Regions from separate parts of the Homo sapiens genome. Here all the other regions are linked to region 1. Evidence: chromatin loops called from intact Hi-C (ENCODE). Cell type or tissue: ascending aorta. All regions are shown on one strand. Links, peaks and the distances in the headings refer to the core of each region. The heading gives the core; the rest is flanking DNA.

Evidence for each region. A loop is a pair of places that touch in the nucleus more often than their neighbours do. Peaks named below come from ENCODE experiments on the same cell type or tissue, not always from the same donor. Only the 100,000 strongest peaks of a DNase experiment are listed, where the experiment ranks them.
Region 2: a loop joins it to region 1, with 10 times the contacts of the local background. A loop is called at or near these places in 94 of 110 quality-filtered maps.
Region 3: a loop joins it to region 1, with 9 times the contacts of the local background. A loop is called at or near these places in 33 of 110 quality-filtered maps.
Region 4: a loop joins it to region 1, with 5 times the contacts of the local background. A loop is called at or near these places in 29 of 110 quality-filtered maps.

Annotation. Positions count from the first base shown.
Region 1 is chr3:126,676,410-126,682,228 of GRCh38, reverse strand. No RefSeq gene overlaps it. Among named protein-coding and RNA genes, the nearest start is that of TXNRD3, 24 kb to the right of the region's middle. RefSeq lists enhancers at 3,133-3,232, 2,748-3,354. In ascending aorta, for the core only: a CTCF peak has its summit at 2,816 (motif pointing left); a DNase peak (open chromatin) is centred at 2,808; H3K4me3 peaks cover 782 bases; H3K27ac peaks cover 854 bases.
Region 2 is chr3:127,541,169-127,546,987 of GRCh38, reverse strand. LINC02034 (long intergenic non-protein coding RNA 2034) reads right to left here. Exons shown (of 7, transcript XR_007096067.1): 6 at 3,465-3,604. Among named protein-coding and RNA genes, the nearest start is that of LINC01471, 6.3 kb to the right of the region's middle. In ascending aorta, for the core only: a CTCF peak has its summit at 2,544 (motif pointing right); DNase peaks (open chromatin) are centred at 2,557 and 4,194.
Region 3 is chr3:127,174,033-127,179,851 of GRCh38, reverse strand. No RefSeq gene overlaps it. Among named protein-coding and RNA genes, the nearest start is that of PRR23E, 16 kb to the left of the region's middle. In ascending aorta, for the core only: a CTCF peak has its summit at 2,419 (motif pointing right); no DNase peak of the experiment used is centred there.
Region 4 is chr3:126,743,504-126,749,322 of GRCh38, reverse strand. The region is part of intron 4 of CHCHD6 (coiled-coil-helix-coiled-coil-helix domain containing 6); the gene reads right to left. Among named protein-coding and RNA genes, the nearest start is that of CHCHD6, 42 kb to the right of the region's middle. RefSeq lists enhancers at 2,523-2,817, 2,278-2,977. In ascending aorta, for the core only: a CTCF peak has its summit at 2,667; a DNase peak (open chromatin) is centred at 2,671; H3K4me3 peaks cover 1,345 bases; H3K27ac peaks cover 2,435 bases.

The DNA of each region.
Region 1 (5,819 bases), core at 506-5,505:
TCCTGAGCCCAGATGGGGAAACTGTCTGGGCACCTGGCCTGGGAAGAGCCCCCTGGGGGAGTCACTCACACACCTGCCCCCAGCTCCCAGCCCTGCAGGGGTGGCTTCAACCCAGAGCTGCTAGAATGTGAAGTTACAAGAACAGTACCCTGCCTCCTCACCACAAGACTCTGATAGTTTAAGTTTTATGAGTTCATTAAATGTGTGCACAAACTTTTAAGGAAATAACATTACACTATAATGAGAGCTATAAATTGGCACTCTTCCTCTGAGTTTTCAGTGGTCATTCTAGTTGCCTACTTGGCCAAATGGCGCAGATTGTTGAGGAAAGACCTCTGTATACCCTATGCACTTTGAGCAGTTGTTGGTGTGGCTGACCAAGGTGAGGAGCAAGGAGAGGGTCACCTCCTCTGTATTCAAGGTCACTATCAGAATCCTGCATCAGAACAGGGACCACCCCACTTGGCGGCTGGGGGACTTTTACCATCCCTCCTGTAACCTCTGTCAGCCCCACTAAACAATACCCTTTAGGTAGAAACCTTGTGTTTGCATTGCAAATAGAGCTAGAAGACTGGGTCCCCCAAAGTCCCCAAATCCCCCACAAACCACCATGGGGCTGGCACAATTTTGTGCCTGTTTGCATCTGTGTCTGGCCAGTGTCCCCTCCAAAAAAAAACTTAGCTATGGATTCCTGAAATTAAAATCCACATGCTATGCATGTCAGAGCCTGGAATGCAAAAGGAAAGGTCAGCGTTTGCTGAGAGAGAGGGTGACCTGCAGAGATGCTGCAGCATAAGTGGTCCCTGGAGGACCAGGGGCCCAAGGGGGCTGAGGAAGAGTATCAGAAGAGATGGCAACATAGCGAACCACTGTCTCTATTGTTTTTTAAAAAAAGGTATTAAATGCTTGATTGCCAAATTAGGAAAAACAATCTCAATAGATGTGCTGATAAATTGACTGAATATAGCTGAAAATGAAATTGACAATCTGAAGATTATAACAGAAGAATTATCCCAGAGCATGGCTGGATGATTTCAACTCTATGACATTCTGGGAAAGGCAAAACTATGGGGACAGAAAAAAAGATCAGTGGTTGCCATTGAGAGACTGAGTGTGGATACACTGGGTTGGCCTACAAGTCTTGGTGGGATGGGCAACAACTTCCAGCCCTAGCCGTACTCCTGCAGGCTGGGTCTTGGAACCTCACTTGTTGGACTCCCAAGTCTTCCTTGTTCTGCTTTTCATAAGAAAAGCCTTGTGTCTTTTGCTTCCCTGTGTCTTGGATAAGTGTGGGATAATCCAGGATTCACAGACTTTGTAAATGAAGAAAACTCCAGATCTTCCTCCAAGCCCAGGCTTGATATCTTTGCGGCTTAGAATTTCAGTCCTGTGTGTGACATAAACATCTTGTCTGCCAGACCTAAGAAATTCATCCACACTCCCTGGCTGCTGAATTTTCTTTCCTGAGCCTATAGATGTTCTTCGTCATAAGTTGACAAAAGAGGTGCTCTGAGCCTGTGTGATAGGTTTTCCAGGCTTGCTGCCCGTTACTGTCATCTGCCAATTCATGAAGCAGTTGTATGCACCTATCCTGTGGGCGAATTTTATTTAGCCACTAATTATTGTATTCATTAAAAAGGAAGGAAGACAGGCAGGAAGAAGCACACTCAGATCTCCTCTCGGAAAATTCTCAGCTGCTCCACACATCACGTTTGAAGGATGAGAAGCACAAATAATGCTGTGAGATAAATAAATGTATAATTGAAACCACATGAAGTGGAATAATCAAGTTACTCAGCTCCCAGTGACTCCTAGTTTCTGATCTGTCTCCAGATATCAGAACTTGCAGAAACCGGTTGCACCTCCAATAACTACTACTCTGCAGCTTTTACCAGCAGACAATACCTTTGCCGTGGAGGAATAAAATGCATTCTTATAGGTTACGTGGTTTCTGCAAGTGAATAGTAACCAAATCTGAGAGGCCAATGTGCCGGCCCCAGTTTTATGGGACCTTGATGGAGTTCCTGGGAGGAGAAGGAAAGAAGCTGTGGGCTGCCGAGGGCCCCATGCTGCCCCTGCTTCCCTCCTGCAGGCATCCTTCTCACCTTCCTGCCCTCTCTCACTCCATCCCATCTCCCTCCAGTGCCTCTCCCCACTTCCAGTTCTGCATCCCTCCTGCCCACTCACTAACATGAGGGCTCCCCCAGGTCACAGCTTCCCTGGGCCTTAGTTTCTGTAAAATAGGGATAATTAAGGTAGAGAATCTACAGAGAATCAGAGGCAGATGTGAGGCTTCAATGAGTTCCAGCTGCAAAGCGCTTAGCTTTGTTAGTTTCTATGGTTCCCTTTTAGGAGGATGCCTTCGGAGCCTCTCACACTTCCGAAGCCTCACCCTGCCTTCGGCCCATGGTGAGTTTTAGTCGTGCCCCCAGGACATTCCTTAAGAGCAGCGTTGGGTTCTCCTGTCCCTCTTCATCCCTGCATCCACAGCAGGCATTTCTGCCCGGCTTTATAGTTCATAGAGTGTGTTCTTATTCATTGCCTTGTAATCTGTGTCATCCTCCTTATTTTAAGAGGAAATCAAGACCTGGAGGTGGAGGCACCGAGCTGGAACACAGCTCCCCTGGGAACCACTCTGGGCAGGACTGGCCGGCCCTGGAGGTGCTGGGTCCCTGTGGGTGGCCGACTGACAGTGCCTGGGAGGCACGTGCCCCGTCCCCGTCGCCTGCGCGGGTCAGTGGGCAGCCCAGGCCAGATCCTCTGAAAGGAGACCTCGCATTGTCTGTTTCCCAAGAAGCCGCAGTGCCACCTCGCGGCCGCCTTCAGAAGTGCATGCTGCGATCTGGCGCTCTGAGAAGCCCTGTGGGGAGGTACCTGCGTCCAGCCCAAGGGGCTGCCTGCCTGGCCCGCGAGGAAGAGCGCGTTCCTGCCGGGCCCACGCAGCTGAAAGTGGAAATGGGTTCTGTAGAATGTTTCGGCGTGCACCGAATTCGCGCAAGAATCCTCTACTGATGCCAGGCCCTGTGCCCAGGGATGGGGTGGGGGCGGTGCAGAGAAAGGACCGTGGGGTGGTGCAGAGAAAGGACCGTGGGGTCGTAGAGAGGAGTGCCAGAGGCCTTAGCTCTAAGGGGTGCGGGAATCGGAGAGGCAGAGGCCAACCAGAGGACCTCTTCGTGAGGCCAGCTGTCATGAGTGCTAGGATCCGAGCAAAGGGCCGAGTCCAGCTGCGCACACAGAGGGGCCCATCTCCTGCCACATGGTTTCCTTTCGTCCTCCCGCTTGCTCCGATTAACAGGCATCCTGCATCTTGGGCGTACAAGCTTCCCGGCCGCGCAAGTTGTTCAAGAACCCCAGAGGCAGGTGTTTCCGGGAGGCTCTAAGCCGACAGCTCTTTGAATGCCTGGCTGCTCACAGGGCCTGAGCCTCTGCCACACCCTGTTTAAGAACCCGAGGCTGCACGGCTGCTCAGGCCACCCCCAGCCAGACTCTGTCCTTCTCTTGCAGAGAGGTACACTCTGGGGCCTGGCCACCCTTCCCGCCGGGGGCCTCTCTGAGAGCCTCTGGCTCCAATAAAAGAAGGGAACAGAGTCCCAAATCCCTTTTTTCTGGCAGGCTCTTGGCCGTTGGGTGAATTTGCCACCCCCTTCTCCCTGACGTTGTGTATTAAGGATTCTTTGGAAGGGCAGACATTTCCAAGTCAGAGAAAGCGAGGGTCAATCTGCACCCTTTCTCAAAAAAAGCAGTGACGGCCTGCCTTGCATTTATACAATTTAAGGAGATTCCAGAGATAATAAGGCGAGTCTGTTCCAAGGTGACTTAAGGTCTCCATTTGCAGCCAAGGGAGCAGCTGGCATAATTCTAAGTTTCCGCCTGAGCAGGCACTTCCATTACCCTCAGAACCTCCATGCTTGGTTTCTGGAAAGATCAACTTCAGCAAAGAAGCGGGCGCGGGTGGGGAGCTAGCTCTTCCTTCCCTTGACAGCCTCAGTTGGAGACCTCGGCTGCCACCACGTGCCACAGTGGGAGAGTTTCCCGTCCAATGCTCTGCTCCAGCGATGTACTGGATTCCAGCCTGGGACCACCCAGAGACTTCGTTATATGTGGAATATAGGGAAATGAACACGGCAATGTCTGCACCACACAGAAGGTCTAGATTTCTCATCTGGAAAATGGTCCATTTCTGCCCGGGTCACAGAGGAAAAAAAGATCTGGCTGGGTGCAGTGGCTCATGCTTATAATCCTAGTGCTTTGGGAGGCTGAGACAGAAGGATGGCTTAAGGCCAGGGGTTCTAGACCAGTCTAGGCAACATAGTGAGACCCTGTCTCTACAAAAAAAGAATCAGACAGTTGCAGTAGCATGTACCTGTAGTTCTAGCTACTTGGAAGGCTGAGGTGGGAAGATTGCTTGAGCCCAGGAGTTTGAGGCACCAACGAGCTGTGATTGCATCACTGCACTCCAGGCTGGACAACAGAGTGAGACTCTGTCTTGAACAAAAATAAAGGAAAGAAAAGAAAAGAGATCCCACGTGGTAAGAGAAGTAACTTTTTGCTACCTTTAAAAAATCCTTATTTTCCGTCCCCATGGTAGGTTGTTTACAACAGTGGCCATGGTTTTGCAGCCCTCCTTGCATATGTGTCCTCAGCCCGGTGACTGTGCAGTAACTCCTGAGAAGATGCAGAGTGCATTTCTCAGCCCTTGGATCTGAGCTGGCCTGTGACTCACTTTGGTGCACAGAATGTGGCAGAAGTAAGGGGATTCAGGTTCTGAGGCTAGGCTGTAACAGCCATTGCATGCTTCCTCTTCCTTTCAGATCTCTGGGCTAGCCTGCTAGCCACTCAGAAAGATACCACTCAGCAGCAGCGGAGCCATCCCAGATGCTGATGTGTAGCTGATACCCAAGTGAGCCCTGCTGAGTCCGGCTCAGATGATCAGAAGCATCCTGCCAGCCCACAGACTCATGAGCAGTACTACACGGTTGTTATTTGAACCTACTGAGCCTTGGGGTGTTTTGTCACACAGCAACAGCTAACTGGTACCCCTGCTCACCTCCTTTCTTCTGCTTCTTCCTTCATTCTTCTGTTCCTGGACCTGATCAAGGTCATCCATCTGGGTAGTTACATGTCTGTGGGTTATTTCTCCACCATCTGCCCTTGGGGGCTGGGTGTTGGGAAGGCAGCCTGCTGGAAAGTCACCCTTGCAGACCCTGGAAATAAGCTGAGGATAGGCTCTGCTGGGCAAACTCCCCCCACCAAGGAGGAGAGGCTGCTCTATAGTCTCTGGTTTGTTCCTGGACAATTCGCTCCTTCTCTTTGGATCAGTCACTCTCTAACTGCTATTTGGCTGTCACCCAAGGACTGCTACTCCTTATCCTTCTGGGATGGACTCACTTTCTTCTTGGAGCCCTTCCTCAAGGTGCATCCCCTTTTTGGTGGAGAGAAACCCCAAATAATTTCTCAAAATGTGTGCAAGGTCAACCTTGAGTCCTTTCAGATCTGAAAAGATCTATTTGCCTTTAAACATTGGCTTGTCCTAGATGTATAGGTTCAAAATTCCTTTCCCCCAGAAATTTGGAGACAGTCCTCACTTTCTTCTGGCAGCCTGAGTACCTGATGAGGCAGCTGATGCCAAAATGTCCCTTCCCTGCATCCACCTATTTTGGAAGCTTGTAGGATATTTCCACTATTCTTGATATTCTGGAATTTTGTGCTGATGTCCCATGGGCCTTTTTTTATTCATTATGCTGGGCATTTGAGTTCCCTTCAAACTGAAGACCCAGGTGCTTCAGTTCTGGGAAATTGTCTTCTATTATTATATTATT
Region 2 (5,819 bases), core at 588-5,587, 860 kb before region 1:
CAACCTCTCCTGATGGCCCAAAATTCTCTCTCCCCCCGATGGACCAAGTAGTCCCAATTCCTCCCTGGATGTTTCTGTTCCACTCCCCTATTTATTCCTTCCTTTTTCCCCCTAGAACTTCAGGGCAGCACCCTCCCAGTCTCTGTCTCCACGGGACCTCCCTCCAGCACTGACAGGGCTGCCTGGCACATGGCAGGGACTCAGTGACATGGGAGTGGAGGGTGACCTCAGTCTGGGACTATACCACTCGGCCAAGTGGACTCTGGATGAGGAGGCCTAGAGCCTGGCCTTCTCTGGGACGCTGGCCTGTTGGTCGTGACCTTGGCCTAAGCCCTTGGGGAGGGGACACGGGTCAGCTCACAACTCCCTGCTCTTGCTCACATTTGCTGAGCACTTGCTCTGTGCTAAGGGCTTTTCTTGAATCATCTCCTGGAATCTCATAATAATCCCAATAATGCGTCTCCTTTTTTGGATGAAGAAGCCAAGCTTCAGAGAGATTAAGCTACCTGCCCAAGGTTACATAGCTAAAAGTGGAGGCTGAGTTTGAACCCAGAGAGACAAGCTGCTCCTCTCCTGAGACAATGGGTACGTGAGCCGAGAAGCCCCCATGAACTTCACAGTGATTCTGTCAGTGAACAGTTGGGGAAACTGAGGCCTGCTGCCCAAGTGTCACAGCTAAATGGAGGCAGAGCTGGGGCTCCGAGCCCCAAGGTGAAGGGAAGAATGTGCTTCTTCACAGCATGTCTCCAGAAGCCCCAGGAGTGACTAGCTGGCCGGCCCCGAACCCCACTGGCCTCAGTTTCCCCTTGGAGGATAGCCCCATCCATGGTCTCTGGCTCTTAGGGTCTCTGAATTCATTCACATCTTGAAAGTTGCAGTTGGGAGTCTCAGGTCTGGTGGCAGGAAACTGAGGAGACAGTCGTGGAATCGGGGTGGGGAGTGGTGCGGGAGGATTGTTTGTTCCCTCAGAGACTCTCTAGTGTATGTGTCCCTTGTCAGCTAAGCAAGACGGGCTCACCACAGCAGGTGGGCTCAAGCCCACCTCAAGCAGAGGTGGCCCAGGTGGCAAACTCAGGTGCTGGGGGAGCAGGGCAGGACACCAGAGGGGCATGGGATTCGGAGAGTGGGGGCTGTGACCTCTGGTTTGAAGGGGCATCTGCAGACAACCCCGTGCAGAGCCAGGGCTCACACTGCCATAGCCAGTGCCACAGACTGTTGAAGAGATGCCGAAAGCCAAAACATCTTCGACGTGAAGGCTCCCAATGTTGTAGAGTTGGCAACGGATTCAAATTTTCAAAGCTATACAGGTAAAACAAACTAGTTCTAAGGGCTGAATTCAGCTGGAATGGCTGTTTCTGCTCAAATCCAGCTCTGCTTCTTGTTCGGAACCTCAGTTTCCTGATCCATTAAATAAGCCTAACAGTTCCTCCTGGTGGAGGATCATGTGGGCCAATAAGTAATAATAAAGCGGCTGTGCACAGACGAGTGGTATCATTAGTCCCCACCACAGCAGAGGGAGCGGCTCCAGCAGGCTTGAAGCAGCCTCCTCCGAGCGCACATGGTGTAAAATATAGATTATTCCTGCCACAGACACAGGCCCTGCCTGAGAGGCACCCGCTGAAATCCTGACCTCCCCCTTCTCCGGTGCTGGTCCTTAAACAGCCCCCATTCCTACTGGTCTCTTGGCCTTTGCACTTGCAGTCCCCTCCTCTGGGAGCACCTCCCCAGACTGTGGTGTGGCTGGCTCCATTTTTCCATTCAGGCCTCAGCTTAAATGTTACCTCCTCGGAGAAGCACTTGCTCGGTCGCTCCACCCTGCTTAACTCTGCCTCCTGCATGATGCTTTGGATCTCTGCCTTCCTCATGATGCTTCGGATCCCTGCCTGCCTAGGACCGTGGGTCTCCCCGCCCAAGTGTGTGCGCCATCTGTGCAGCCCTTCCTCTTCCTGCTCACCCAGACCCCAGCTCAGGGCCCTGATTCACATGATGGGTTCTCAAGGAATGAATGAATGGATGGATGGATGGGCTGGCTGGGATTGGGGCTGTTCTCCTTTCCAGGGGATCCAATTAGAGGAAAGTCCCTGAGTGCAGCAGCTGCCCAGCCCTCCCCAGCAGGCAGACAAAGTCCATCTGGAGGCTTTGTTTAAAAATGCTGAAATCAGGCCGCTCAGCTGTACTACCACGGTAGACACAGCCCTCCTGAGGGGTGCAGGCCTGTCTTGCCCAGTTTTGCTGGGCTCTGCAAAAAGAAGTGTGGATTTAGGACTGGTAGATCTTCTGGCTGAGAGACCCTGGGGCCCTGCTCTTCCATGGAGGCTGTGAGGGTTGGAAATTGCCCAAGGTCACAGTGAGGTTGGGACCAGGGCTGAGGGAACAGTGGGGCAGGGACAGGCTCAGCACACAGTGGCAGTGTGAGGGTCTGGGTGGGAGGGGGCACAGGGCCTTCTGTCCTCTTTGTGGTGAGGTGACAGATGGCTGATTGAGCCCTCCTCCTGCCTTAGCTGGGGCCACAGCCCTCCCAGGGCTGTCTCTCCAGGCCACCTTGCACATGGCCACCAGAGGGCGATGTCTTAAACAAAATTGCTCCCGCTTACAATCCTGCAGTGGCTGCCCGGCCTCAGGACAGTTGAGCCTCCAGCCAGGTGCGTGAGGCCGCTCGGTGCCCCAGACCTTGCCCCGCTGCACAAGGGCCAGCATGCCGCTGCCTCCGACCTTCGCCCTGTGCCTCATCTTTGCCCAGCATCCCTCCAGGACTGGGTTCACAGGTGGCCATGGTCCACAACCCTTCCCTGGCCTGCCCCCACCCCAGGCAGGTCAGAAGCTCTGGAGCCCTGCTGTCCCTGTGCTCTGGGCAGGGGTTCAGGCTGGAGGAGGAGGGACAGAAGGATGGGAGACTCTTGGAAGAGCGGCTTCCTCCTTGGTTGTGTGGCTGAGGCTGCGTATTTGATGTTTAAGAGGAGTGTTACCACAAAGCTACTCTCATCAATGCTGCCACACTCCCTGCCCACCTAGTCAAAAAGACAAAGTGAATGTAGGATGAATGAACAAATGAGTGAATGAGCACATTCTGCCCCGTCTCTTCTCTTTCCCTCACGCCTCACATCCGGCCTGTGAGGAAACCCTGCCACCTCCACCTCCAAAATACACCCAGAATCTGACCTCCCGCTCCGGCTCTGTTCCCACCGTGGTGTGGGCCACCCGCCCCACCACTCCTGAGCTGTTGCCGCAGCCTCCTTGCTGGCCTTGCTGCTTCTGCTCCTGCCCCATAGCAGCCAGAGGGACCCCCCTCCTAAACCCAAAGTCAGGTCCCGTCCCTCCCTCCTCTGTTCCACGCACTCCATGACCTGCTCAGAGGAAACAGTCCAACAATGGCCTAGAGGCCTGCACGGAGTGCCGGGGACCTCTCTGCCTCATGGTCCCCTCTCCTGGTGCACAGTCCGCTTCCACCACACCCAGCTCCTTACCAGCCCCGGAACATGCCAGTGACAGCCCTGGCCCTGGGTCTCTGCACATGCTGTTCCAGATGCTCTTCTCCCATCTTGCCCGCCCCTTCACTTCCTTTGGGTCTCTTGCCCAAGTCTCCAGGAGGCTTTCCCTGACTGCCCTGTGATAAAAGAAAAACTTTAGTTGAATTAAATTTAAAGAAGTTTAATTGAGCAATGAACGATTCAGGAATCGGGCAGCCCGCAGAATCACAGAAGAGTCACAGAGACTCCAGCGCAGATACATGGCGGAAGAAGATTTATAGACGAAAATAGGAAAATGACGTAAAGAAATCGGCATTCAGGTACAGAAACAGCTGGATTGGTTATAGGTTGGCGTTTGCCTTATTTGAACACAGTTTTTCCAATTTTGTCTACCTATTAAGTTAGGTTACAGTTCATCCACAAGGACTAACATATAGAAGTATGAAGTCCTTCTCAGGCCATTTTTAGTTTGCTTTAACACCTGTCATGCTCTACCTGTGGCTTTTCTCCTGGCTCTGTATTGTCGCCAGGCATGCTGTATTTCCTTCTGTCCGTGGCCAGCCTCCTCTGTTAGGTGGGAGCTCCGCCCTTTTCCCTGTTTCCAGGACAGTGCTCCACACGTGACAGATGCTCAGTGTTTGCTGGCTGGATGTGTCCGTGCCAGGTGGGGCAGAGGGGCCTGTGGGGCTGCCTCCTCCTGCCTGCATGTGTGGGGCAGGAGTGCTGGAGTCAGGCTGGGCCCCACTCCTGTGTCTCCTCTGGGTGTGTTTGGTGGTGGCCAAGCCCTGTGTTTGTTTAGGCAGCAGGCTTGCTCTGAGTTGGAAGGAGAGGTTGCGTGGTGCAGAGTGCCCGCGTTACTGGCCACCCTTGGTGACAGCCAGTGCCGCCGCCGTCCCTGAGTGTATGGAGTGGGCCTGTCACAATATTTGTTTAACAGGCGGCGGCACATTAAGCCAGGCAGCAAACACAGCACTGCCAAGGGGAAGCCTCCTGTGCCGCTGGGATCCTTTGCCATGCTAGTGACATGCTGCCCTTCTCCTGTGTCTGGCCTGACCGCCCGGGGCCCAGCCTGGCCAGGTTGCATGTGTCCCTCATGGTTCTGCCTCCTGGTTTCCTTCCAGCCCAGGGCCACCCATGCTCATCCCTGCCTTCCATCTTCTTGGGCCCTTTTGAACTTTTGGGCCCTGGCCCCCAAAGCCTGAAGTCAGCCCAGCTCTCCCAGAATCCCAGCTCCTGAATGCTGCAACAAGGACACCCTACCACGCAGAGCCCTCAGTCTCGGGGCCACCTGGTAGCCCCAGGCTTTCCGCCTCTCAGAGCAGGATGAGGGTGGGTAGGACCTGCTCTGGTCAGGGCTGTGGAAGGGCCAGGTGCTGGGACACAGGAATCCAGCTGTCTATTTGAACTTCTCTTGCTTGTCTGTCTGGCCCATCTATGTCTGAACATCTGTCTGACCACCTGGCTCCTCCCGTCTGTCTGCCTGTCCCCTCTGTCTATGTGCCTGCCTGTCTGTCTGCTTGGGTGTCCCCATGTACCAGACCCTGGGCTGGACCTGTACACAGACTTGCCCATGGAATACATCCAGCATCCCCATTTCACAGATGTGGTACATGAGGCCCAGCGTATCACAAGGTGCTGGGATCCACTGCTTACCCAATGCAGTCTTGGGGCCCCAACCTGCAGACCCCATCACACTGATGGCCGCTCTCTTCCCTTTCTCTGCACCTCACTGTGCTCCTGCCACCCCTCGCCCCATTGCCTTGCCCCCACCTGGAACCTTGTCCCTTCTCTGGGCTGCCCCCCTTAGTCGTGCCCCCAACCTGCAGAAGCTGCCTCACCCAGCCACTCCAGCCTGGTGTGACTCCCCCACCTCACACTCCCACAGCTCAGTGAGTCTGAAACACACAATTTAGCGCTTAATTATACACTCTGCTCACTAATTATTTTGTGCCTTATCTCCTCAACTCGCATGAGCTCCTCCAGGCAGAGCCAGCTCTTGCTCTGGCTCTGGGCTTGGCACAAACCTCCTTGTAGGCTACCTGGGCAGGGGGTGGCCACGCCCTTAGCCTGCAGCAGGGCTGAGAGCACCTAGTGGCCACAGGTATGGAAGGAAGGCAGCCTTTCCACTGGTGTTACTCGTATTTCTCTAGTTGTGGGGGCTCAGGGATAAGGCAGGATTCAACAATGCCCCATTCCCTTGCCCTCCTGGAGCACATGACTTCCCCCTTCAACAAATGAGTTCATCCTTACCAGTGCTAGGATGGAAACATCTGGAGGCTGGAACAGGGCCTGCCCACATCTGTACTTCCATCTTGACTGTGCTCATTTTCTCAAAGGCCACAGCCAAGCCAG
Region 3 (5,819 bases), core at 212-5,211, 500 kb before region 1:
TAATGCCTTCCATGTGTGTCTCTGCCTGCCACTGCTTCTTGGCTTCCACAGCTTCCTACTGTATTTTTGTAATTACTGGATAACTTCCTTTATTAATTTTTTCAGTGAAGATCTGTGAGGGTGATAAACTGATACAAATACCTTAATATTCCAATACTTCATCTTATTATCAGTCCTTGTTGACAGTGTGGCTGGGTATAGAATTCCAACTCCAGAGTTATTTTGCCTCAGCACTTTAAAGATGCTGTTTTATTATCTTCTTGCCTTCATTTTGCTGATTTCATCTGACTATTCTTTTATATATGGCCCACATTCTTTATTGGTAACTATTAGGGTTGATTCTTTATCCTTGGTGTAATGGAATGTGAGCATAGTGTGGCCAGTTTTTTGTCTTACGGTGATTTGCTCAGTGTGTGCCTTCGATTTGAAGATTAATTTATTTTTTAGTTCTAGAGGTTCTGTTTTACTTTTTGAAAATATTTCTTCTTATTTAATCCATTCTGGAATCCCAACTAGATAGATATTGAACGTCCCTGAAACCTCAATGTCCCATTTTTCCATACTCTCCAGCTATTTATTCCTTTGTGCTGCATTGTTCTGCAATGTGTCCAATCTATTAATCTTTTACATGGAATGTTATATATTTCATTTCCACCATCTCTATTTAGTTCTGTTTCATAACCCCCATCTTTGTTTTATGGATGAAGTAGTAGTCTTTATCTTTCTGAATGTAATTGTGTAGTGTTTGTTTGTTTTAACGATAGCTTTTAGAAATTCCTGAAGATTCATGTGTTAACTCTCTCTGGAGGGGCTCCTCCCTTTGTTGAAGACAGCATGGGCATCTCTAGACATTTGCTGATTTGACATTTGCAGACATTACTTTGTCCGGCCAGCAGTTTTTTCTCCCATATAATCCCATCTATTCTGTGCATTTTTGGGGACTCCTCCCAGTTTCAAGTCTACCAAGAAGTCCCCTTCTTATTTACAAGTGGGATGGTTAATTTTCTGTTAAATTGTTGAATATTTTTTCTTATTGGTATGGATTTAGTGCAGAGAGGGGTATGTCACAGGCCAGGGTTTAGCAAAGGTCGAGGATCTCCAGAGAAACAGAACCAACAGGATGGATGGATAGAGAGATAAATGATAGATAGATAGATAGATAGATAGATAGATAGATAGATAGAAGATTTACTGTGAGAATTGGCTCACACAATTATAGAGGTTCAGAGGTCCATGATATGCCATCTGCAAGCTGGAGAACCAGGGAAGACATGGTATAATTTAGTCTGAGTCCAAGGCCTGACAACTTGGAGTTACATTGCTTGAGGGCAGAAGAAGATGGATTTCTCTGCTCAAGGAGAGACAGAGAAAGAGTGAATCTGCCTTTCCTTTGTCTTTTTGATCTATCCATGCACTCAAAGGATGGGATGGTACCTGCTAGCATTGTTGAGGGTGGATCTTCCTTTCTCAGTTCACTGATTCAAATGCTTATCTCTTCTGGAAACACCCTCACAGATATACCCAAAAATAAGATATAACACTTTACCAGATACCTTGGTATCCCTAATCCCAGTCATGTTGACACCAAAATTAAGCATCACAGGGCAACTGTAGCATTTGATGGCCTATTGTCTTGAAGCAGGACTCTCTCCCCTGGTTTTAATTTTCTTTATGAAATTCATTTAATATTTCATTGTTGGCTATTTTATACTTTCTGTTGCTATTGTTAAGGGGACATTTTTCCCAAAACATTATTATTCTATGTTGGGTTCTCCAGGCAGCTGACTCTTGGAATCAATGCTATGGGGGAGAGGAGAAGGAAGCAGGACTGGACAGACAGAGGTCAAGGTCAAGTTCAAGAGAGCTCATGGGGCTGGGCGCGGTGGCTCACGCTTGTAATCCCAGCACTTTGGGAGGCCGAGGCGGGCGGATCACGAGGTCAGGAGATCGAGACCATCCTGGCTAACATGGTGAAACCCCGTCTCTACTAAAAATACAAAAAAATTAGCCGGGCGTGATGGTGGGCGCCTGTAGTCCCAGCTACTCGGGAGGCTGAGGCAGGAGAATGGCGTGAACCCGGGAGGCGGAGCTTGCAGTGAGCCGAGATTGCGCCACTGCACTCCCGCCTGGGCCACAGAGCGAGACTCCGTCTCAAAAAAAAAAAAAAAAAAAGAGAGCTCATGGGCCAGGCAGGCCTGATGACCTTAGTTGACCCCATGAGGATCCCAGGAACTAAAACACCCTGTTGGAGGTGTCCAGTTGGGGTTTCATCCTTGCTTCCCTCAGTCACTGGATGTGTACAGCCTTGGGAAGGCCACCCTTGGGAAGGTCAGGGTGGCCATCTCCTGTTGAGGCTGTCCATCTCCCGTTGAGGCTGTCCCTGAAAAGACTGGCATCTGAAGGCTGCTGACTACATTCCCAGCAGGTGGAGCAAGAAGTCCCTCTATGAAGGGGATTTGAGCAGCACATCTCTGTGCCTGTCACAGTTTTTAACTGGCTGCTGTATTTATAGGAAAGCTATTTACTTGCATATATTTATCTTATATTCAGCCACCTACAGAAGTCCCTTCACTGTAATTAGTTTTCTATTTTTTAGAGGGATGTAAGTATACTAAACTAAGATAAACGTGGCTGTTTACAAGAGTCCTACCTCCCATTTCAGTTTCCTGTGTTATTGCATTTGCCAGAATTTACCAACAAATGTTAAAAAAATATTCATAAAAACAGTCATAACTGAGAGTGCTGTTCTGTTCTTGATTGCCCGTAAGAATCTCGAGTGAGGTCAGCTGTTACCCTGTGATATGGTTTGGCTGTGTCCCCACCCAAATCTCATCATGAACTATAGTTCACATAATCCCCACGTGTCATGGGAGGGACCCAGTGGGAGGTAATTGAATCGTGGGGGTAGTTTTCCCATCCTGCTTTCATGATAGTGAGTGAGTTCTCACGAGCTCTGATGGTTTTATAAGGGGCTTTTCCTGCCTGCACTCTGCACTTCTCCTTGCTGCCACCATGTGAAGAAGGATGTGTTTGCTTCCCCTTCTGCCATCGTAAGTTTCCTGAGGCCTCCCCAGCCCTGCAGAACTGTGAGTCAATTAAACCTCTTTCCCTTATAAATTATGCAGTCTCAGGTATGTCTTTATTAGCGGCATGAGAATAGACTAATACGCTCTGAAGTGTCTCTTTTCTTTGCGTTGAAGAAAACTCCTTTAAGCCTCATAAAAGTGCAGTAAGTGGAGGCAGATAGCAACCAGGGTAGATATGTAGTGGATGACATTGTTTCATCCTCCTCGTGTTTATCTGATCACCATCTACTTGTGGCACATGATATCGGTCTTCCATCAAAATGTTTCTTAGTGGGCCCCTGTCAACTCCTGGTGGTTGGCTCTTTTGGCTTCAAACCGTGCATGTAACTGTTTATTCTAGGATTTTTCATGGGGCTGGTATCCTTAAGCTCACAGGGCTGCAGCCCCTCCAATCTACCCTTTGTCTCTCTTCATCCTAGAAGCACCTCCTGATGCTCCTTGGAAAGACTGGGAGAGCCATTGGTGCTGGGGGGCAGTAGTTTCTATGGACATGATCTGAGGGTCAGAAGCTCTGGGGTCAGGCAGTTCTCTTACCCCCTCAGACTCCATTTCCATGACCCTGAATAGTTCCCACTGGGGGAGACAGAGAATTCTAGCAAGAGCAGACCTTGAAGGCCATCTGCACTCAGCTAGCAAGGAGAGCCCACCTTCGAGGTGGCAGAAGGACACAGATACCTTGGGGGGTCTGCCCTGACTCTCACCCCTTCCTGTTCTCCCCCCAGCATCCTCTCCCTTTTAGAAGAACCTTCTCCCGGATGCAGTGCCTTATACCTATAACTCCAGTGACTCAGGAGGCTAAGGGAGGAAGATTGCTTGAGGCTAGGAATTCAAGACCAGCCTGAGCAACAGAATGAGACCCCATCGCTAAAATACTTTTTAGTTAGCTAGGCGTGGTTGCACAAACCAATAGTCCTAGGTACTCAGGAGGCTGAGGTGGGAGGATCGCTTGAGCCCCAGAGGTAGAGGCTGCAGCGAGCTATAATCATGCCACTGCACCCCAGCCTGGGTGACAGAGCCAGACCCTAACTCTATAAACAACAACAACAAAATCTTGTATCTTCATTTACCGTCCGTGGATCAAACCCTGTCTGCCCCAGTAACCCATTCTCCGATGATATTTTCTTGCTCATAGGTTCTGCGTGGGATGCACATTTGCCCTGCATTAAATCAGGCCTCATGTCATCAGTGTGCTGAGTCCTGTCCAGTGCTCTTCCCAGCCTGCTCACTCCAGCACTCAGAAAGTCTCTGCTTGTTCTAGCCTGTCTTTCGCACCTCTCCAACATGTGTGAATCTCCCTTTTGAATAGAGAGCAAACCGGCGTCAGGCCAGAGCCTTGGCAGGCAGAATCGCAAGTTGGCTCGCTGGCTGTTTCAGGCGCTCATTGTGCTTGTGTTCTCAGGTACCTCCGATGGCAAGTGGTACTGCCTTTCCGCTTTCTTGTCGGGATCCATAGATACATTTGTTTAGGTTTATAAAAGGGAACTGAATTGAAAGTGTGTATGAAGTAAACAATAGCGTAGGTGGTATGACACCCTGACAAAACACACAGATGGCGGAAGTGTGGGGATGCCATTTGACAGAATGAAGCCAGAATGCAGCCCACCATCCGGTTGCTCCCACCCTAACCTGCTCTGTCAAGGTGCCCTCCCATGGGCCCTCCATAGCCCCATGTGCTGGGGATGGTATGCAGCCCTGCCTTGGGCTTTCCTACCTGCAGACCTTCTTCCTGGACTGCCCTTCCCCTGAATTTTCTCATGACAAAGCCATGCCATCTGCCAGGCCAGCTCAAGGCCAAACTTTCCCTGGTTGACCCCCAGTGACTGCTGCTGGGCCCACAGAGCACCTCACCCTCCCTCTCTGGGGCTCTCTCTCCCATGCTACTGCACACTAGATGTTTCTGGGCTGGCCCTGGTGGGCAGGCTGCAGCAGTTAGAGGTTCCGCAGCATGTGCTGACAGCATGGAGCCTCACCTGCTTCTCTTGCACCTGTGCAGGCCAGCAGGATGGTGAGCCAGGCTGGGCACGAGTGGACACACATTTATCCAGCACCTGCTCCGTGCAGGGCACCAGAGTAGGCACTCTGTGTGCTCCTGGTGGGGGTGACATTGCTGGGTTTGTGTGGGATGCCCTCAGCTCTAAGAAACAGAAGACCCCAATTCACAGAGTCTTCAGCCTCTTGTGGTCATGCAGCGTCCAGTGAGGGGTCTGGAGGCAGGCAGGGGCTGCCTCTAGCTCTGCTCTCAGCAGGCTGGCTCTAGTTGCCAAATTCAAGGCCGTGAGTGAGGAAGGAGGATCCAGTGCCAGGCTTGACTTCCCAGAGCCCCCTGAAGACCCCACGGACATTCCATTGGCTTAGTGGGGTCCCAGGGGAGTTCTAGGCTGCCCCCAGTTGCAAGGAAGACTGGCAAAGGGATTCTTCTTACCTTTGCTGAGACAACTACTGCTCCTCCTGCAAAACAATGTTTGTTACTAAGGACGAAGGAAGGAATGGATACTGAGCCAGCAGCAGAGGTGCAGTGCAGCACCCAACTTGCAGATGGGAATGCTGAGGTAGAGAGATGGGAAGGACGTTACACAAAGGAGCTGGAATTTTGACTGGATCAGCCTGATGCCAGGGATGGCAATTTTCTAACACATCATCCACCTTCATCTTATTCTCTGGGGCCCAGAAGAGTCGAAGAAGGAATTATTCATGTCATCCATTCACCTGGGAAACCTGCTGGCTCGCACTTAC
Region 4 (5,819 bases), core at 317-5,316, 67 kb before region 1:
GTCTGGGTCACCATGATCTCTCTGAAGGGCCCTTGGGAGTCCTGTTGATTCCCCTGCCTCTGCTCTTGCCCACTCTGCCATCTTCCCCAGAATCTCTATGAAAACCTTTCACATGCTCCCTGCTGCTTCTCAAACCCAGTTTCCTGCCATGCCCATGAGTCCCCACCCACTGTTCACACCCTTCTTGCTGGCAGCTGCATTCACTCACTGAACTCTCTACCACCCAGGCCGGGGCACACTCCCCACAAACTGCAGAGCTCCCCCTCCTCATTCTTTGTCTCCTTCCCACTTACCCTCTAGGTCGCGGCTCACATGTCCACTCCTCAGAGAAGCATTAGCTGACCTCAATCTAAATTAGGGCATCACTATCACTCTCTCTCTCTCTGCAGCAGTATGCTTATCTCAGCTGGTAATAGTTACTTGTTTGACATCTGTTTCTCCAACTGGACCAGGGGCTCCAGTAGGGTCAGGATCGGGTCACTTCTGGATGGCCAGCCCAGCCCGGGCTGCAGCCCTGCTCAGGGAACATGTCTTGAATGGATGGATGGAGCATGCAGAAAGGGGGCAGGATAGCTAAGGCACAGAGGCTCACAGAAGGGACATTTAAAGGAAGAGTAGCTACTTGGTGATAAATACCCCTTGAAGGAAATGTGAAGAAGGAAAGTTATCAGATTTGTTGGAAAGAAGATCATGGTAATTTCTTTTCTTTCTTTTTTTTTTTTTTTTTGGAGATGTAGTCTCACTCTGTTGCCCAGGCTAGAGTGCAGTGGCACAATCTCGGCTCACCGCCACCTCCGCCTCCCGGGTTCAAGCAAGTCTCCTATCTCAACCTCCCAAGTGGCTGAGATTACCAGCGCCCACCACCACGCCCAGCTAATTTTTGTATTTTTAGTAGAGATGGGGTTTCACCATGTTGCCCAGGCTGGTCTCGAATTCCTGACCTCAGGTGATCCATCCGCCTTGGCTTCCCAAAGTGCTGGGATTACAGGCGTGAGCCACTGCACCCAGCCAATCATGGTAATTTCTGAGATCACGCCAAATTGTAATGAGTTTGAGAAGAAAGATTATGACTACCACTGTGATTCCAAGACACTCTATGGCAAGGAAAGGGAAGAGCCAGGAGGCAACCAGAGTAGCTGCTTGGGAAAGGTCTATTGGTTTTAGACAGGGATATCTGAGGAGAAAGTGGGGAAGTAACAGAGCAGGCTCTAAGAGGAGGGGAGGAGCTAGATCCAGGATCCAGGTCACTGGCAGAGAGGCCCCTTTTAAGAGGAGAGGAAGCAAGGAGGAGAGGGCGGTGAGGCCAGGATGGAGAGAACTCACAAGTGGATGTGGGGAGGGCACAGGAGGGTGCTGCTGGAGCGCAGCAAGAGGACGGCAAGGCAGCAGCAGAGAGGGTAACGCCCAGGAGGTCAGAGAGCACGAACTGCATGAGAACCCAACCATCCAGCCTCTAGCGGCCCCCAGGAGCCCAGGCCCAGATGCAGAGAAAGCAGTTGGTGGGGTTCACCCAAGGCTGGAATCCAGCAACATGGGCATGGAGGAAGTCTCTGGAAATGAAGGGAAGGAGGGTGCTGGATATATCTAGCTGTCAGTACAGACCCTGTGGGCAGGGAGACATGTCACACCACGAGACCTGATGGGCCATGAGAATTGAGTCATGATGAAATCCAAGATGGAGGTAAAGCAGATTTCTGATATACAAAGTGCCATCAGAAGTAAAATGGCAATTGGAATAAGGTTAAAGACCAGCCTTACTAGTAGGAAGACTGAGAAACATGATCCAGAAGCCAGTGGCCATGAATGCTTTTCACCTTTAGCCTCACTAAGAAAATGTTTAGGTACATAATTTCTGTTGAGAGCTTACTGCAGTCTAGACATTCTCCTAGGCACTTAATTTTATCTCACTGAAACCCCATACTAACCTTATGAGTTGCACTATCATCTCACTTTACAGCTGGGAAAACCGAACGTGTATGGAGATATCCCAGATAAGCAGTAGAAATGAGCTGCAAATACAAGTCTCTCTTAGGATAACTGCAAAGTCACACGCAATTACAAAGAGCACACCAAGACCCAGATCATCTGAGTAAAGATCTTTTCCTGGGCTTCAGACCTCAGTTAGAGAAACTGAGGCATCACCAGCAGCTCCCGAGAGGGAGAAAGGAGACGAGATGAAGAGAAAAACAAAGACAGCTCCAAAAGCTTAGGCTGTCTCGGAAGAGAAGCAACCAGTAGTCCCAAAAGCCCTGTACACAGCCATGAAAGCTGAGATCGGGGCAAAAAACCCAGGGCCAGACAACTCAGCTGAGGAGAGGCTCCCCCAGTACTCCCGGGCCACCTCACAGCCCCACAGCACCCAGGCTAACCATGCTGTCCTTGGTGCCAGCAGAGCGCTGCCTGTGCAGCCACGGATTAAATAAAATGTCCTGAAGTGGCAAAGCCCACTCCTCCAGAGTGAAGATTAAGGAAGCACTGCAAACAATCAAGAAGGGGAAAGGAAAAAAAAGGAAAACCTGCCACATGCCAGGCTGCCTGGAGTTAACAGCCCTACATATTTCTCATCAAAAACCTCTTTGGAAGAGGTTAAGCACACAATAGGCTATCGAAAGCACCCGCCTCGCGGCTGCTTGAAATTCCACACATGTGACATGGCGGTGTATTTCTATTAATGTCCAGTGTGTGTCAGCACGAAGATAAGGTGCCGACATCATGTCCAACCAGTCAGCTAGAGAATGGGCCCCGTGTTCAACATTGTCTGACACCTGGGAGCCCCAAGAACAGAGGCTCTTGGGCGGATCCTGCCCTGGATGCACTCGCACACCAAGCGCCACTGCTGCCAGGGGAGATGTAGAGAAGGAGCAGGCCCAAGGCAAGGCAGGGCTGCCAGGCCTCCTGGGAACCACTACACACAAGCAGAAAAAACACCAGAGGCTGTATGTGTTAGGGAAGGCACCCAATCAACAGGGGAAGAGGAGAGAGAGCAGGGAGTCTGCATCAAGAAGAGGAAAGTCATGACTTTCCCAGCAAGGCTGCCCAGGCCATGCCCGCTGTGCGAGGCTGATGTGCAGGTGCTCCCTTCCCTGTGGGCACAAGCGCAGAGGCAAAGGCTCCCAGTAGAAGCCACTCCACAGAGACTGTCACTCCCAGTGTGTCTAGTCCCAGCGGCCTCAGAGCTTTGTTACCTGATACGTGTCATGCAAAAGGCTTTGCCACATACCTCTACTCTCCTCAGCAATACCCCTAAGCCACCCTGCCCAGCCACCCAAGTCCTAGCCAAGAACAGAGTACCAGAATCCTCCAGAGAAGCCTCGCCAAGATTTGATAAGGAAGGAGGAGATGCCACCAAGTGTAGGGGGCAGGGAGTGACTTGACTCTGCTAAGAACACACCCAAGTGGGCAGGAAGCCAAGCACCCAGGGTTCCCTACCCACTTAGCCTCACAAGCCCAAGGTCAGTGAAACAAGCCAGTCCTGGCATCAGCAAGAATGCAAGCCCAGAGACAGCAGCCCTGAATAGCTGTATCTCCTCTCCAAGCACAAATTAACCTTAAGAGTTAGGAAAGAACAACTAGTGGGATCTGGAAGGTCTGTTTTAGAATTAAGGCTACCTGGTGGGGAGGGGTGTACTCAGGGGCCTCCGAAGCCTGAAGCCAACCCAGGTGGAGGGTTAGAACATTAGCAACCTGGTAACAGCCAGCATTCCTGCACTCAAAAGCACTCTGTTCGCTGTCCCTTTTTTGCCATGGTGGAAAATCACTACCCACTTCTATCCTTTAGACTCTATTAGTCACCCGTGTAGCTCCTCTCCTAGTGCATTTTGGGGGAATTTGGCATAACAGAAAGGCAAGAATGTATTGACCACCTTCCATCTGCCAGACCATGTGCTGAAGGCTTTGCTCACATATTATGAAAGCATGCTAACAACTCCAGGAGAGGTGTGCCATTTGACATGTGAGGAAACTGAGGCTTGGTTAAATAATGGGTCCAGGGTCACAGAGACAGTACCTGGGGCATCTGAGCCCAGGTGTAACAGAGTCCGGACGCTGGGCTTCGCTAAGCCACAAGGCTATGGAAAGTGCCCTCGCCACCTGACCAGCATCCAGTCCCTCTTCCCTCTTCTTTAATAACATAATCCTGATTTTGTTTGGGGCAGTCACGTGTCCAGGTAAAACTGCTCACTATCCCAGCCCCCCTTTTGCAGCTAGAGGTGGCCCTGCGACACAGTTCTGCCAACGAGAATCCCAGGGAAGAGTGTCCCTCCCACACCCATATAAAATAATAAAACTTCACTAGAACAAGGCTCTCAGCCCTTCCTTCTTCCTGACTGGAAAATTGATGTGATGGCTGAAGGCACAGCAGCCCTCTGCCACCACGAGGAGAGCTGCACTGAGGACTGCCAGTCAAAAAGACAGGAGGTCCCAGCCTGGCCAACATGGTGAAACCCTGTCTCTACTAAAAATATAAAAATTAGCCAGGTGTGGTGGTGCACGCCGGTAGTCCCAGCTACTGGGGAGGCTGAGGCAGGAGAATCACTTGAACCCAGGAGGCGGAGGTTGCAGTGAGCTGAGATCGCACCACTGCACTCCAGCCTGGGTGTCAGAATGAGACTCTGTCTCGGGGAGAAAAAAAAAATACAGGAAGTGATTGGATCCCTCTGAGGCACGAAGCTACCATAACCACCTGGGATGGCTGCCCCTGGTGTCTTGTTCATGGGAAGAATACACTTCCACTTTAAGCCACTGCCAACTGGGCTTCCATTACTCACAGCGAAAGCTCCTCCTAGCTGGTGCATGTATTGGTCTACCCAAGTGCACTCAGCTCATAGCCAACACACAGGAGATAGGGCCCTGGCTCACCCACCAAGTAGACAAAGGTAAGGGAAAGAATCGGACTTTTCTCCGGCAAACACTTGTTGATGTTTCTCAGCCAAATAACCCTTTTCGATTCTATACCTTGCCAGTAGCCAGCAATGGCATCTCCCCAAGAGGGCAAACACAATCGGCTTGACAAATTGAAAACATTTTTCCACAAAAAGGAAAAAGCAGAATGGTAGCTCCCCAAAAACCATGTGAATAAATTGCATAAATAGACTTAAAATAACCAAGACCCTCCCCTCTCCCCAGCCCTACTGGCATCCTAGAGGCAAGCATAGAAGTGGGAAGGCACCAGCCCAATTTCACTCTGGCAGGAGAGAAAAGGAAAATATACTGCTGTCAGGTTGTCCTAGGGCTGTAAGGGCTGCCCCACTTGATCCACACACAGAAGAGTGGCAGGGCTGGTGGGCACTGACCCGAAGGAAGAGGAGCAGGGGTACAGCAAGCATGGCAGCAGAAGGGGTGGTGCTACTTCCTCTGACTACCTGTGCCCTCACTGCCAGCGCATACCATCTGATGCGAGCCAGGAGGGATGGCACCGATCCAATCAGGTTTCCCTACAGTATTAGGTTCACATATGACCACGTAAGACCTCTGTTCAAAACAAGAAACCCCAAAACTCTCAGACTGGCCTGGACTTCTCTCAAGAACAAAGTAGGAAGTCAGGGACGGTGTCACCTGCTGCTCCAATGCCACTCTCAGATGGCTCAGATCACCCCTCCAGTTGGTGCAATTTTCAAGGAACCCTGCTGCTCTGTTCCCTTGGGCTCCAGTGGGCACTCAGAGGCCAAGGAGCCTAGCTGAGGTCGGCAGCCTGGACCCTCAAGAGGCTGAAGAGAAAGCACTTCTGCACAGTTTCTCCAGCCCCCAGCCCCAGCTGTCAGCCTCTTTAGTCATCCCTGGTGCTAACAGACATTTTCAGAGACATGCGATCTGCTAATTAG